Linked DNA regions of Homo sapiens: region 1 is linked to region 2. A link is a loop called in an ENCODE intact Hi-C map of the cell type or tissue named here. Cell type or tissue: HCT116. All regions are shown on one strand. Each heading gives the region's core, and the rest is flanking DNA. Links, peaks and the distances in the headings are about the cores only.

What was found. A loop is a pair of places that touch in the nucleus more often than their neighbours do. Peaks named below come from ENCODE experiments on the same cell type or tissue, not always from the same donor. Only the 100,000 strongest peaks of a DNase experiment are listed, where the experiment ranks them.
Region 1: it touches region 2 in a loop (2.1-fold over the local background); 12 of 110 quality-filtered maps call a loop at or near these places.

What each region holds. Positions count from the first base shown.
Region 1 is chr2:208,159,862-208,165,241 of GRCh38, forward strand. It overlaps CRYGA (crystallin gamma A), which reads right to left and starts at 3,728. Exons shown (of 3, transcript NM_014617.4): 1 at 3,687-3,728; 2 at 3,343-3,585; 3 at 879-1,215. The coding sequence starts at 3,695. The coding sequence ends at 943. In HCT116, for the core only: no CTCF peak of the experiment used is centred there; no DNase peak of the experiment used is centred there.
Region 2 is chr2:208,099,898-208,105,277 of GRCh38, forward strand. No RefSeq gene overlaps it. Among named protein-coding and RNA genes, the nearest start is that of CRYGD, 22 kb to the right of the region's middle. In HCT116, for the core only: a CTCF peak has its summit at 2,217; DNase peaks (open chromatin) are centred at 2,014 and 2,264.

The sequences.
Region 1 (5,380 bases), core at 79-5,078, 60 kb after region 2:
GATTATAGGCGTGAGCCACTGTGCCCAGCCAGAGTCTTCAGTAATTTAGTCTTGATAAAAATTCATATTGGAGTCCAACAGAAGGTGACCACATTGTGATACTGAATTTTAGAAGACACTGTGGATATATTAAATTCTTACATTTGTATAATAATTTAAAGGTAACAAAATTTGCTCACAATCTTTTCCCATCATTTCATTGTGATTATCCTGGGATTTAGTGAAGCAAGAATTTATTATTACTTACAGTTTTCAGTAAGGTAATTTAGGCACAGAGATGGTACAAAGTGACGTGCTCAAAGAGATAAGCTAGGAAGTGGGGTAACCAACCATTTGGGTTCACCTGACACTGAGGGGCTTTCTGGGATAGAAGACTTCAAGTGCTAAAATTGGGAGAGTCCCTGGAAAATTGGGCTGGGTTGGTTACTCTACTAGTAAGTAGCAGAGGTAGGCTGTTTAACTCTTGGTTTAACACTTTTGCTACCAGATTGCCTAGTGAAGCAGGCTTGCCCTTCTCCACGTGGAAGTTCTCTTTAGAGCTCCTCTCTTCAGCTGGGCGCAGTGGCTCACGCCTGTAATCCCAGCACTTTGGGAGGCCGAGGCGGGCGGATCACCTGAGGTCGGGAGTTTGAGACCAGCCCGACCAACACGGTGAAACCCCGTCTCTACTAAAACTACAAACTTAGCCGGGTGTGGTGGTGCATGCCTGTAATCCCAGTTACTTGGGAGGCTGAGGCAGGAGGATTGATTGAACCTGGGAGGCGGAGGTTGCAGTGAGCCGAGATAGCGCCATTGCACTCTGGCCTGGTGACAGAGCAAGACTCCATAACAAAACAAATTATAAAATAAATAAATAAAGATAAACAAGAGCCACTTAGTGCAGGGAACACAACTTGTATATTTATTATGTTTCTATGGGGATCACAACAAGGCAGGCACAGCTTAGTACAAATCGGTGACCCGTCTCAAAGAGCCGACTTTGGCATCTGCACCCCCCCAGTCGTGGTACCTTCTGTAGTCCCCAGGCCTCAGCAGATACTGCCGCCCCCGGTAGTTGGGCATTTCATAGAGGACCCAGCAGCCCTCCAGTACGTGGAGGGAATAGATCTCAGGGAGACGGAACAGTTCTGGAACACAGGCGCAGTCATCAGTGAGCTCAGACATAAGGCCTCGGTAGTCATCTCTCTCGTACAGCCTTAACTTGTGCGAGCTGGTCTGTCATGGCAATAAACAAAAGAACAAAAATAAACAGCATGCATCCTTGGGTGTCAACGAAAGTGACACAATCAGTCTGCATCTTCATGAAGCATGGCTTTTATTTTATTTTTGAGATAAAGGTCTTGCTGTGTTGCCCAGGCTGGAGTACAGTGGCAGGATCACTGCTCACTGCAACTTTCACCTCCTGGGCTTAAGTAATCCTCCCACCTCAGCCCCCCAAGTAGCTGGGATCACAGGTGTGCACTGTGACACCCGGCTAATTTATTTTTAAAAATTTTTTTGTAGAGAGGGAGTCTCACTATATTGCCCAGGCTGGTCTTGAATCCCTGGGTTCAAGTGATTCTCTCACCTTGGCCTCCCAAAATGTTGGGATTACAAATGTTGGGATTGCACCTGGTTTGAAACATGGTTTTTTAAACCAGTTGATAAAGTGTTTCTCCCCTGAACCCACTTTCAATGTTGTTATTCTAACAAATTAGGGAAAATATTAAAACGAATCTGACCTGATCAATGAACTGGAGATGTTGTGGAAGAAACAAACATTAAAATACAGGGAATAAAAGTGTGTTCTTTGTAAGCAATCATCAATACAATTGTAGTCAGTGAGTCTGTAGTGAGGATTTCAACTCTCATTTCCATTTTGACTCCATATAATTGAGTCTTATCAAGCTTGTTTTTGAGTCACTTTTTGCACTTATAATTTACAGTGATTTATATTTACACTGAGTCCACATGTATTTTCAAGTGACATTTTGCCAAGTCACTTGTGCCATTTGGGTTTCTTGCCCCAGAGAAATGCCTATTTTATTTATACCTCTTTGCGCATCTGCAAATTTTTCTGGCCTAAATTTGTTTTTTTATTTTTTTATTTTTTTTTAGACGAAGTCTCGCTCTGTCACCAGGCTGGAGTGCAGTGGCATGATCTCGGCTCACTGCAACCTCCGACTCCTGGGTTCAAGCAATTCTCCTGTCTTAGCCTCCTGCTTAGCTAGGACTACAGGCATGCACCACCATGCCTGGCTAATGTTTTGTATTTTGGTAGAGACAGGGTTTCACCATGTTGGCCAAGCTGGTCTTGAACTCCTGACCTCAAGTGATCTGCCCAGCTCAGCCTCCCAAAGTGCTAGGATTACGGGCGTGAGCCACTGAGCCTGGCCGTGATTTCAATTCTTGAATCTCCTTGTCACACTACATAATTTGGTGCCAACAGAAAGTGTAAATACATGCTGCACGTGATTAAAAAAGATTAAGCAGCATTTTGATGAGGACCATGTTCTATGAAATCCTAATCAATTGTGTGTCTCTGATATTTATAAGAAACTAGTTGATAATGACTCCTGGAAATTATAAATCCACACAAGTTGAAACATATTTTCCTAGGTTCTAGTAAGTCCTAGAATGTAGTGAAAAAAATTTCCAATGCAGTCAGAATACATTATACCTATATTGTTATCTCATAGTCTGTTAACTTTTCATCATTAAAAAATAATTATCATGGCCGGGCGCAGTGGCTCATTCCTATAATCCTAGCACTTTGGGAGGCCGAGGTCGGGAGTTCGAGACCAGCCTGACCAACATGGAGAAACTCTGTCTCTACTAAAAATACAAAATTAGCTGGGCATGGTGGCACATGCCTGTAATCCCAGCTACAAGGGAGGCTGAGGCGGGAGAATCGCTTGAACCTGGGAGGCAGGGGTTGTGGTGAGCTGAGATTGTGCCATTGCACTCCAGCCTAGGCAACAAGAGCGAAAGCGAAGTTCTGTCTCAAAAAAAAAAATTATCTAGATAAACTAGATAGACTTTTCTTTTTTTTCTTTCTTTCTTTTTTTTTTTTTTTACTACTGAATAAGGTGACTTTTATGTAGAAATTAGGGATCACCTAGATGTTACCAAGTTTAATTTAAAGGCTATGTTGTGATTTCCCATGCCCTAAAATGATGTCCTTAAGTAAGAAAAATAGAGATTATTGTTACTTTTTTTTTTTATATATGTTTGAGGGTCAGGCCTTGCTATTCTTACTGTGAACACTCATCCTGTGTTGGAACAAACTGACTTTTATAAACAGGAATTGATGGCCATGGATCATTGATGCTTTCACATCAGTCAAGTTGAAGCAAGACTCACATGAGGAATTATACGGCAGGATTGGACCGAGTCGCTGAGGCCCATCCAGTGCTGATAGTCGGGGTACTTGCCTCGGCGCAGGAAGTACTGGTGGCCCTGGTAATTGGGACGCTCATAGAGCATCCAGCAGCCGCTGTCTACTCGGATGGAGTTGCAGCGGCTGAAGTAGACCCGCAGGTTGGGGCAGTCACTGATGCAATTGTAGCAGCGACCCTGAAAGTCTCGGTCCTCGTAGAAGGTGATCTGAGGTAGAAATAAGGTGACAGTAGACAGTCAGCTGGAAGGAACATCCCCACACACCACAGACCCCCAATAGACATGGCACAGCACCTCCACAGGCTCACCTTCCCCATGGTTGTTGACAGAGGGTGATTAGCATCTAGTATGATAGGGACAAAGGGGCAACTGGTATATATAGCAGGGAAGCTGCTGTGTTGGCAAAAACAACACAAAAGGGACCTGGGGGTGGTGCGTAGGGGGATTTCTGTATTCTCTTTTTTTTTTCATTTGAGATCATGGGGCAGTGGGCTCTCTCTCTTTCTGGCATTTTCGAGTTGTCCTCACTAGCTCCAGTGAAAGGTATTAAAGTCAGCAGAGCCATTATGACCTTGGAGACAAAGGGCACACTTCTCATCCTATGCAGCTCACTAGAAATGCATTACATGCCCAGCATTCTGCAATGTTTGCCTATGGAAACTGCTGAGATGGAGGTTGGTGGTTCCATCTGAGGTCACTTATGAGAACACATGCGTTCCAGAAGGACTTGAAGTGTGAAGAGGCAACAAAAAAAATCCCAGACAGAAAATCCTCTAATTGAAAGACAATTATATTTCTTAAGTGACTTCATCAGTATGATAGGGTTTTGATAAAAATATTTTGCCTATATTTATGTAGGGAAAACATAAGATTAGAAGTGTGTACTATACCAACATATCAATCATGGTAATCAATGAATGGCAAGATTATAGATCTTAGCTTTATGTTGTTATATTTTGTTTTTTGCTGCTGTTTTCTTAATTTTCTATTATATCTGCCATCTTCAGCCAGACAGAAAAAAAAATTCGATTATAAATATAACAATTTCATGAGATGAAAAAATAATAAAATCAATCTTTAAATGTATGACTTTGAGGTGCTGGTGAAAAGCAGTAAATACTGGAAGCAGGTATATTTAATCAAGAGATTAAACACTTCTTGAGCTAAAAATAAAAAGAAACCCTGAGAATCTGTGAGAGGCTCGAAGAGCAGAAAAATACACAGGAACATTTCACTCCCCTCCCCCTGCCACCCTCCTTCTAGCATTGCTTTTATTTTTTAAAATTAGCGTGATGATTTGCCTGTGTTTTTCCTTTCAATAGTATCACTGTTTCATTGAACCCAAGTGACTGCCTAACAGCCTTCTCCATTGCTGCCAACTTATTGATTTAGAAGTACTCCTCAGATGTGCAAGTGTGGAGGAAGACTCCAAACCCCAGACTGTCTTTTGTCATTCCACATGTATGTAGGAAGATGAAATCAAACACCTTTGTGCTTTAGACCCACCGAGGGATTCTAAAAGAGTATTTGACCACAGCTAGCAACACATTCACAATGTCATTTGTGAAAATCCTCAGGCAGCATGTAAGGCAAACGCGCAGGTGGTAAAAGGAGAGACAGCAGTAGCTACCGAGAAAAAAATGTTTCCTCATAACTAGCAGAGCTAGGCAAAAGAAAACTGGGTGAAGTCCTATGAAGCTAAACACCTAGCAGTGCATGCAGGGACCGCAAGTTGCTGATTCCCTCCTTTGCCTCCCCCTAATTAGCTGCAGGCTTACTGGTAAATCTTAGAACCATAATCAAACCCAGTGTGGAAAACGCTGCATTGGTCTCCCAGCCCCACATGAGAATATACCACCATTTTCAGAAAAAGTCTACAATCTCCATCTGTGTTTTTGTACATGCTGATGAAAACTGTTCTGTAGACAGATGGCACACCAAAACCTTAAGAAATGTATTATGTGTACTGACATTCATGTGATCAAGTTGTTATTACATACAT
Region 2 (5,380 bases), core at 171-5,170:
TATTTGCAGTGCTTTCCTTTCATGTGGTACATAAAGCCCCAAAGGTATGAGAACATAAACGGTATTTGTGAGCTATATCAACAGTTCTGAATTCCCATCTTCTATACCAGAGTCAGCTGGGAGTACGCGGGTTCAGACTGTCAACCTAAGTAACAGAGAGGGACTCTCTAAAAGTAAATGATATTTCTTTGGGAATGAAGCATTGCAATGGGAATATGCGTGCCACAGTAAACTATGTGCATATTCAGGGAGGTAAAAGAAGACAAAGGTTTTCAAAGGAAAAAATGAGGAGGATTGCATAATTGTTTTGAAATAATTATCCTTGGCTACAAAGATCGTTAACGAGGGTGACACCCGTCCGAGGTTGGACAGGCAGTTGCTGGGCAGATGTCTTTGCAGAAGTATTTTTTATATAAGGTTGCAATGTTCTGTGTGCAAGGTTGTGGTTTTTGCAGAGTCTTTTGTGATAGTTTTTTGTTATCAAGCATATAAGCACAAGAATGTTCTCTTCATAACCTTCCCTGTCCCTATTTGTCAGGGTTTCATTTTCTTATACTTGGTCACTCTAGTTTGATTCTGACAACTTTCTTTTTCTTTTCTTTTTTTTTTTTTTTTTTTGAGACTGAGTTTTGCTCTTGTCACCCAGGTTGGAGTGCAATAGTGTGATCTCGGCTCACTGCAACCTCTGCCTCCTGGGTTCAAGTGATTCTCCTGTCTCAGCCTCCCGAGTGGCCGGGACTACAGGCATGCACCACCAGGCCCGGCTACATTTTTTTTTGTATTTTTAGTAGAGACGGGGTTTCACCATGTTGGCCAGGCTGGTCTTAAACTCCTGACCTCCCGTGATTCACCCGCCTCAGCCTCCCAAAGTACTGAGACTACAGGTGTGAGCCACTGCATCCGGCTGATTCTGACAACTTTCACAAGGCAGAAAGACAAACATCACTTAAGGGAAATATTCGAAGCAACCTGGAGGTGCATAGCTTGGGTGTTATTTTAATTTTTTTTCTTTGCGGTTTTTTTGCGTTTTTTTTTTTTTTTTTTTTTTTTTTTTTTGGAGAGATGGGGTTTCGCCATGTTGTCCAGGTTGGTCTGGAACTCCTGGGCTCAAGTGATCTGGCTGTCTTGTCCTCCCAAAGTGCTAGGATTACAGGTGTGAGACACTGTGCCCAGCCAGGTGTTATTTTTAGAGTCAAGTTGGTGGCTTTCAAATGCAGAAATGGGCAGTAGAGGAATAACACTGCACACTCTCCATTATCTCTGAATACAATCAGATTGATTTGAGATAGCTTAAGATGAGGGGGATGAGGATAGCTTTATAGGTCTGTAGACACTTAGAGAGAGAAGGAAGAACAGTGGAAGTCAGCCAAACAATGTTTGGAATAGGTATCCATTTTTTTTTTAAATAAAAGAGATTAAGATTTCTGTAAAAGAAAAACTATTCATGAATAATGGTAAGAAAAAAATGTACAGGATATTAAACAGTTCGTTGAGAGAAACCACAGAGATTGAGCTTGAAGATGAAGTGGAGGAAATGTTTGAACACGGATGTGGGGTCTGTTTTATTCATGAACTCAATGTTTCATAAATTACATGTGGGCCTGTCAGACGTTGAGAAATGGAGGAAGAAGACATAGAGATCTTTTATTTTTTTGTTTATTTATTTTTTTGAGATGGAGTCTCACTCTGTCACCCAGGCTGGAGTGCAGTGGAACAATCTCGGCTCACTGCAGCCTCACTTCCCAGTTCAAGCAATTTTCCTGCCTCAGCCTCCAAAGTAGCTGAGACTACAGGCACGAGTCACCATGCCTGGTTAATTTTTTGTATTTTTAGTAGAGACGGGGTTTCGCTATGTTGGTCAGGCTGGTCTAGAACTCCTGACCTCAGGTGATCCTCCCGCCTTGGCGTCCCAAAATGCTGGGATTACAGGTGTGAGCCACTTCTCCCAGCCGACACAGAGCTCTTTTAAAAAGCACAGTGTAGATGCTGGATTGTCCATTCAAAAAGGCCACACCCACTGGGGCTAACTCAAGACCAATTGGCATGCCTCTCTTCACTATCTCTTAGGAAATGCTTAGGATGTGTCACAAAGATCTCAAACAATTTATATTTGCTTAATAACCACTGGCTGAATTATAAGATTAACCTGCATATATACTGCATAGCTGAGCATATTTTAAAAGTGCAGAATAATCTCTATTTGTGAGGCTTTTAAATCATACTTGCCTTCCTTCTGGCCAGCACAGGGTGGAGCTCTTATCCAGACTAAATAAAAGCATTTTCTAAATGGAAGGGATGGAAGCTACTTTAAACAGTTGGCACTTAGGAATTTTTATCCATTTAGTCTCTGTGTGGCACAGAAGGCTTCCAACTCTTTGCTTAAAAAAAGAAAAAGAAATAGTAGAGTCACAAATCAAAAATAAAGGAAGATGTGAGAAGCAGAGTACAAAGAAAAAGGAGATTCACGAATCATGAATGGAAACACTTGTTAATAATAAATTCCACTGATGGTGAATTTAAGCACAGCTGAGTTGTGTAGACCTCATAGTCTCATGATCTTGTTCCTAAGCAAGGTAAATGTCTCCCGGGTGTTTAGATGGTTCAGTGGCCTAATCAACAGAAAGTTCAGTTTGGAATGGGTCATAGCCCCCTCGTTACCATCACTGGGTCTCTGTGGCTCTCTCTGCTGGGGCCATCTGTCCACGCCACGTTCACTGCCTGACTCTGTCACCAGGCCAGGTCCTGGCCCAGGAAAGAATATTTGCAATCCATAGTTGCTCTGCCTGTGGATGGTGGTTAGTTTGATTTGGAAAGAAGCAATAAGTCCCATCTTGGTCCTGGATCCAAATCTTGTTTTCCAATAAAGCTTTATCATTATTAAATATTAGGGATATTTGGATATCCAAAATAAATAAGTAAAATAGTATACCTAAGTAAAATGTAAATCAGAGGAGAGAAATTATTTGAAAATTGTGTAATTATTTTCAGAATTAAGGTCTCGGCCAAGGTGGGCAGATAACGAGGTCAGGAGTTCGAGACCAGCAGCCTGGCCAACATAGTGAAACCTCGTCTCTACTAAAAATACAAAAAATTAGCCAGGCGTGCTGGCAGGTGCCTGTAGTCCCAGCTACTTGGGAGGCTGAGGCAGGAGAATCGCTTGAACCCAGGAGGCGGAGATTGCGGTGAGCCGAGGTCGCACCACTTTACTCCAGCCTGGGCAACAAGAGTGAAACTCCGTCTCAAAAAAAAAAAAAAAAAAGAAAAAAGAAAAAAAAGAATTAATGTCTCAGTGGGGCCCAGGCATCAGCATTTTTAGAAAGCTCCATGGGTGGCTGAGTGTGGTGGTTCATGCCCGTAATCCCAGCACTTTGGGAGGCCGCTGAGTGTGGTGGCTCATGCCCGTAATCCCAGCACTTTGGGAGGCCACGGCAGAGGGATCCCTTAGGCCAAAAGTTCAAGAACAGCCTGAGCAACATAGGGAGATGCCTATCTCCACAAAAAAAATTGTTTAAGTCAGGTGTGGTGATGCACCCCTGTAGGCCCAGCTACTCAGGAGGCTGAAGCAGAAGGCTCGCTTGAGCCCAGGAGTTCGAGGCTGCAGTGAGCTGTGATTGTACCACTGCACTCCAGCCTGGGCAACAGAGTGAAAACCTGTCATAAAATAAAATAAAATATAAAATAAAATAAAATAAAAATCCGAGGCAGCAAGTCTGGAGTGAGGCCTGAGATTCTGCTTTTCTGACAAGTTCCCAGCGCATGCCCTGTGCTACTGGTTTTTGGACCACACTTTGAGAAGAAAGGCTTGTATTCAGTGGGTCCCAAATGTTCCACATCATAACCCTTCCCAGGAGAGCTGGTTAAGCCTCACAGATGCACAGGGCGCTCCTTGAAGGTTGCTGATTCAGGAGGTCTGGGAGTCTGCGTTAAAAGCTGCCCAGCTGATTCTCATGGCTTGCATGCCTGCTGGAGAAAGGCTGCCCTGACTTCCTCTAGGGAGTTGATTGTTTGCCTGGCTTTTGTTGTTTTACTTACTAAAGCTTCAAAATCTTATTCTCTTTCTTAATAATTCTAAATATGGGTGTATAGGCAGCATGATATTTTTTAGTATTCAATTCAGTTTTCAAAAATTTTTTGATTACCTGGTAGGTAGTACTTTCTAGTACAATGGACAAAAAATAAAAAATGATCGAAAACAATACTTTGATTCCATTTAACTAATTGTGTTGGCATTGTTCTTGCTGACCTCTATGTTCTGGGTTCTAAAAAACTGGCTAAGAAGTTATCATCAAGAAAAAACATGAGTTTTTTAAAATTAATTTATTGTTTTAAATGAAAGATATATTTTCATCATGTTAAGCTGCTGAACTTTTTTTTTTTTTTTTTTGAGATGGAGTTTCGCTCTTATCGCCCAGGCTGGAGTGCAATGGCGCGATCTCAGCTCACTGCAACCTCTAAGTCGCTGAACATTTGGCATCATTTGTTGGAGGAGTTAGCCCTTCCTGATGCATACATTCTTCTTTGCTTTGTGCCTTTAAAACTGGGGTGCCCCAGGGACTTCTCCATCTACACCTACACACAGTCCTTTGGTGATCCTATCCAAACTTAGGACTTTAAATACCACCTACTGTCTAATGATTTGGAAACACAGATCTCCAGCCCACGCCTCTTTCTTGAGCAGGCTAGTATAACCAGCTGCCTGGTTAATAACTCCACTTGGATATTCATGGATATTTTCAAACTCTTCTCATCCAAAACGAGATGTCTGATTTTTTCCTAAACCTACTCCGCCTGGTAGTTCTCCCTGTATCGGTTGGAGCAACTCCATTCTTATAGCCGCTCAGCCCAAACCTCTCTCACACCCACATCTAATCCATCCAGAGTTTTTGTCGGCTCTCCCTTCCTAATATATTCAAGATCCGACTGCCTCTCACCTCTGTCAATGCTACAACCTGCCTGAAGCCACCATTCTCTCTTGCCTAAATGACTGCAGCAACTTGCTAGCTCTTGTCTTTTTTCTTCCTCTCCCCTTCCTTTTTCTTTTTATTGTAAAGTTTCTTCAAATAACCTTAGCCATTGGTAGTAACAGGAGCAACCTGTATTGCAAAACATTGTATTTTCAATATTCTAATTTTGCTTTTAGAGGAAAAAAATTGTTGTTTAAAGAAAGCTGGAAGGAACTAGGTGTGGTTAACTGACCTAAAATGTTATTGGAATAGTTCAGATGGATAGAAACAAGAGGAATGACAATAAGAATGCGAGGGTTTTAAATAGCACATGTTCTTTTTTTTTTTTTTTTTTTTGAGATGGGGTCTCACTCTGTTGCCCAGGCTGGAGTGCAGTGGCACGATCTTGGCTCACTGCAAGCTCCACCTCCCGGGTT